2 separate regions of the Homo sapiens genome follow, and region 2 is linked to region 1. A link is a contact called in ENCODE Hi-C data. All regions are on one chromosome and are shown on one strand. Each heading gives the region's core, a stretch centred on a gene start or an enhancer-like site at or near the end of the contact. The rest is flanking DNA. Distances are from core to core; before and after follow the strand shown.

Region 1 (2,902 bases), core at 249-2,748:
TAATATGATGGTATTAGGAGGTGGGGCCTCTGGGAGGTGATTAGGTTATGAGGGTAGAGCTCTCATGACTGGGATTAGTTCTCTTATAATGAGATACAAGACAGCTTGCTTTTTCTTTCTCTCTGCTTCCCACTATGAGAGGATACAAGGAGAAGATGGTGATCTGTGAACCAGAAGGCAGACCCTCACAACACCACATCTGTCAGCACCTTCATCTTAGCCTTCCCAGGCTCCAGAACTATGTGAAATAGATTTCTGTTGTTTAAGCCACCCAGTTTATGGTATAACTGTTATAAGAAGCCTGAATTAAGGCAGAGTCATAAAGTTTACCTTAGAGAATTTCAACAATTACATTTCTCTTAAAATGCATATAATATGTCTAACACATGCTTAGACATTTAGGATGTTTAATAGGAATTGCCTTTTAGATAGATAATATGACTAGGTCATCTAACCAACTAAATAAAACTGCAACATCAACTACCAATTGCGGTTAAATGTCTTAGAGAGTTAACTTTTAGAGCAAGAATATTTCTTGAAAAATGTCTAATTCAATTTCTTTATTTGAGAAGTGGAAAAAAACAATTTCCAGGCAAGAAAAGTGACTTTCACAAGGACTTACAACTCCTAAGTATCAGCTCCAATCTCAGATCCAAGGTTTCTTGATTCTAAATTTACTCTCTCTCACCACACCATGCCTATGATAACGCTCTGGAGAGAACCAAGTCTACACTCACTAGATGTCATACTTAGAATTATGGCCTTTGATGTTGCTGGCAGCAACACAGCCATTTGAAGACAAATATCAAATTGTCTCTAGTTCTCAGATACTTAGGTGAGGCATCCATGAAAATAATATCTATGGATTAGACTAACTTTCTGACTCTTAAGTTTTCAAATCCCTGCAAGGAAATATTCATTCATTTGTTTTTTTAAGAGACTAATTCTCTGTAAGCCATTTATTTCCCTAAGCCTAAATTTCACCTCTCATCATATCTCCTCCCAGATGAAAAGAAGAAGGCACACTGCTTTTAAAAAATGGAATTTATTACCTTTGGCTAGAGGCCTCACTATGTAAAATAATTACCTAACTACTATTGTTAGCTTCTTAGAGGCTGGTTGATAAATCCTGGTCTGTGGTAATTAATTATGAATAACTATTTTTTATTCCCATTTAAACCTTTCCTCTTTTTGTTTCTCTATTCCTCCAGCCTCAAACCTAATGGATTTGCCTTTATAACTTTTGAACCAAATCTTTGACTTTTTTTTAATGTGTTCAATTTTATTTTTTACTGCAATGTCTAGGTCAATGCCTTTTAAACAATCATCAGAAAAGCTTCAGCCCAACTTCCTGTGGACTTCCTTTAATCACACATCCTTTGGACTCATTAAATCTTATCTGTGACAAAAGATGAAGCCCAACATTTCCTCTCCAGCTGAGGCTTTGGCCCAAGACTGTCCAAAGAACTGTTAACTCTTGAGCCTGGGCCAAGCCAAAGACTCGGCAGCAATCAAAGTCATGGCAAGGACAGAGAGCTGAGGAGTTCCTGGGTCACCAGGGCTTTCTCCAGCAGGAAGCTGGAGTGGCAGTGATGACATGGATGCAGGATTTATGGGGGTTGGGGGGACTGGCCCAGAGCCGTGCATAGGACAGAAATTGTGTCACAAGCACTTGTGGGGCTGGGTTCACCTCTAGCAACCTCTGCTGAGATACGAGTGTGCTTGGAAATTGTAAGCATTCCAGTCATGGGTAAATTCAAGCCAAGGACTCTTTGCCAGGGTTTTAATCCTATTCCTCTCTCTCCATTCACATTGTCATGCTTTCTTCCTAACTGAATTTTGACACTCATGTTGGAAATAAATGGATAGAGAAAATGGACTCTCAGATTTATTGAGGACCCATTGCCTGGACTATGGTGCTTTAGTGTTTTTCTTTGACCTTGTGTCCACCTTACACATTTATGCCTCTGGGATTGGTACCATGGTGTGTGATTGTCCTCTGGCTGGGGGCTGCTTTCTGAAGTAAAGGTTCTGGTTCACTGTGTTCCTACTGTGTGTGCCATGTGAAAGTAAGGTAGGGGTTGGCAAGTGTTTTGCTCTAGTGATAGCATTCTGTCTTGCTGTAACTAAATTTTATGTGATTTTATTTGAAATTACTCTTGAACAAGACTTACCTGTTTGTTGTGAGCTAAGTATGTGGCTCTCTCTTTTGAGAATACAAGAACTATATAGAAGTAAGTCAAAAGTTTCTCTCTTTCTGTCTGTCTGTCTTTTGGTAGAGATATACTATTTTACATGAAGACAGCACAACTATAGAGTGAGAAGGAAGGCTCATGGGTATTATTTCCTAAACTATCCTATACTCCAGAAATTATAAACCACAGTTGAGAAGCACAAATTATTAGCTGATTTGATACTTATCATTTTATATCTAAATTCATTATTAAGCATGCCAAAAGTTCTAATGAGAATAAAACTATTTGCTATGGCCTGAATATTTATGTTCTCTCAAAATTCATAAGTTGAAGTGATAGCTTTCAGGGTAATGGTAATAGGAGGTGGGGCCTTTGGGGGGTGATTTGGTCATAATGGCAGAATGGGATGAATGCCCTTTAAAAAAGGCCCCAGGGAGTTCCTTCTTCTCTCCCATCCCCTGTGTGAAGACACAGCAAGAAGGCACAGTCTGTGAGCCAGAAAGTGGGCCCTCACCAGACACTGAATTTACCAGCACCTTGATCTTAGATTTTCCTGCCTCCAGAACTGTGAAAAATATACTTATGTTGTTGATAAGCCACCCAGTTTTGGTATTTTTTTTATATCAGCCAAAATAGACTAAGACACTCTTTTCCCTAAAACAGAGAAATATTCCAAATAAAACAAAGAAAGCATCTTGCAGTTTCTA
Region 2 (2,902 bases), core at 226-2,725, 100 kb after region 1:
GTGGGAAGCAAGTCATTAAGTATAAGCCATAATCAAAAGGAGGTGAATTAGGCTCCACATTTTGAAGGAAGGAGTATCAAATAGTTTGGGACATATTTTAAAGGCACCACACTTGCAAATTTGTCTTCTACAAATAAATATTAGATGTATATGATGCCCATCAACAGATGTATTAATAGAAACGGAAAATTAAATGGATAAATTGTATGGTGTGTGAATTATTTCTCAATAAGACTGTTAATATTTTTAATAGAAAGAAATGGAGAGTGCACTTTATTAAGAGAGACAATTAAGATCTTTGGAGCCTGTTACGTACCCAGTATTTTACCTAGCATAGTTTATTTAAACTTCAAAACAAACATAAAATAGTGGTGTGCTGGAGCTGGTTCACACTGGCTTGTGAGAGACAACTGTTAGCATCTCTATAAAGTTCCATGCTTAATAACATCATATTGGAGGTTTAAAGTCAACCATGGTGGGAGTATCATATACTAAGGGGGATCACTGATTTGTAGAATTTACCAATTTCCGTTGTATAATTGGCCCTAATTTACAGAGAAGGAAAATTGGAGAATGAGAGGTTTTTAAATTTGTTCTAAAAATTGTCTTGATATTTTTTCTTCCTCCAAGCGGTAGTAAATGGAAAGACCAGAGTTTGAACCCAGTGTTGAATGCATGTAGAGCTAGCTTTGTTTATAATATGCATGCTGCCTCTCTAAGAGGATTAATTACTACACATTGCAAATCATCTTCCTTGGCTCCATCATGATATTGCTGTGTTTATGATAACAATGAGGACTAACTACAGCTAATTGGCTGACCATTTAAGGTTGGGAAATAATTCTATTTAAGTCCAGAGACTGGAAAAAAGACTAGTAAATATCAAAAATTAGAAGAGCTAACTTCAGTTTAATATTAAGTAGAAAAATGAAGAGAGAGAAGGTAACATAGGGGAGAACTACAGTCTGTTAAATAGGAAATTGTTAGAAATTAGATATATGAAACATCTCTGCATTATCCAGCAGTGTGAGAATATTTTTTGCAGCACAGAAAACACTGAATCTCCTTTTTCTAGTTTGACATTTATCTCTCAAATATGATATTCACTACCTCTAACCTCAGATAAACACTCTTGAAAAATCATTTTTTATTTATACAATTTGGCCCTATTTTGCATATTTAAAACATCTATATTCCACACATACATACAGAGTTATGCAGACTTATTCCCATGCAGGTATCCATACAAACCCTAATGCACACATCCCCCAAAATGGAAGCTAGCAACATGTAGAAGATGAAGAGAGAAGATGAAATTGGCTTCTCTGGAACAATAGTTTTTCAGCAATAACCCTAATAGCTCAAAAATGATCACATTTAGAGATACTAAATTAAAACACCGTGCCAGAGACTATGGACCTGTGCATTAAGGCACACACATATGAAATCTCACCACCATGCTAGAGATGAAAACATGACAGTTAGGTTACCATGGAGACAGAAGCAGAGACACTAGCTACTAACTCTGAATACCAATTAACATCTAGCACTTCTTTATGTTACTAAAATTGGTTGCCAGGGCAACTCAAAGGATTGGCTCAGGTTATCAAATTAATTACAAACCAAATCTAAAAAAGTCAGATTCTTTAGAATTTTATGAGCGTTAACTTAAATAAATTATTTATGGGGATTCATGCTGGTCTCAGGATGGCAGCTGTTATCTGCCTGTGATTCTTTTTATCATTCCCCAGTCCCTCTTTTCTTTCTCTTAAAATATTTCTCAGGCAGAAACTGGTATATATTCCTTAATATTCTCAGTTATGCTTCCAGCAAAAGAAAGCTGAAATGAAACTTCTATATAATAAGTTATTTTAATATATATTTATTAAAACTTAGGTTATAGCTACACAAAGTAGTTGATCGCTAGGTACCTACATTTTATTAAGGAACCCTCTCTGTCTAGGTGACAGATGCTACATATATCTTATTCAGTAGTTAAAAAATCTGGCCATGTAGATATTAACCATATTTTTCTGAGAACCAAGTGTCAAACTAAATGGTTAGCTATGAGCAGGAGCTCTCCCGAAGCCTTGCTGTTTTCTGAAGTTTGTAGTGTAAGCAACGACAGAGACTAGTAGATAAGATCCAGCTTGTCTCATCTAAACACAGAGTCTGCCATTCAATAGCTAGGTAACCTTGAACAGGGCATTTAATTTCTCTAATTCAGTGTCCTCATTTACTGAGGGATTTACTGAACATCTGACTCCTTCTCACCAACTCTACTGCAGCTGCCCTGCTTCAAAACACCAGCCTTTTTGCCCTGGATTATTGCAATAGCTTCCCAACTTGTCACCGCAGCCAGAGTGATTCTAATAAAACATAAGTCAGTTCATGTTATTTATCCTGTGACTCCAACTTCTTAGAATTGTAGTAAGGTCAAATGAGATATCCCCTATAAGGGACTCAGCACAGTCCCAAACATCCAGTACACATCCATTCACTGGACAACTATCTACTGAGTGCCTACTATGTGCCTGGTGCTGGGGAGAGAGCAGTGAAAAATACCAAGAAATATCCCTGACCCTGAAGAGGTTCCCGGAAAACACAAAATGTGTTAGATTGTGTTAAGTGCTAAGAGAAACACTGAAGCATGGAAGACTTGCATGGAAGGGGGACACAGGACCACAGAAGACCTCATTGAGAAGATGACATTGAGTAAATACCTGGCAAGTGAGAGAGTGAGCCATGTAAATATGTGGTGAAGGAGCAGCCCAGGGAGAGAGGTCGGTAAGGGGCAAGTCCTTCCATGGAAGCAGGGCCATGTTTCTATGAGAAGAGTGTCTGATGAGTGGCAGGTCAGAGACATTGTAAAGGGAGATATGTATCACTTAGGGCCTTGACG

Evidence for each region. A loop is a pair of places that touch in the nucleus more often than their neighbours do. Pooled maps may share reads with other maps.
Region 2: a pooled map shows a loop between it and region 1 (1.9-fold over the local background). The contact joins the promoter of LINC02101 here to the enhancer-like site in region 1. A Hi-C loop is called at or near these places in 2 of 50 pooled maps.

What each region holds. Positions count from the first base shown.
Region 1 is chr5:58,018,258-58,021,159 of GRCh38, forward strand. No RefSeq gene overlaps it. Among named protein-coding and RNA genes, the nearest start is that of LINC02101, 100 kb to the right of the region's middle. Within about 2 kb of position 1,499, at least 4 of the 41 ENCODE cell types and tissues checked have a DNase peak (open chromatin) inside an H3K27ac peak, as active enhancers do.
Region 2 is chr5:58,120,866-58,123,767 of GRCh38, forward strand. It overlaps LINC02101 (long intergenic non-protein coding RNA 2101), which reads right to left and starts at 1,476. Exons shown (of 5, transcript NR_104669.1): 1 at 1,454-1,476.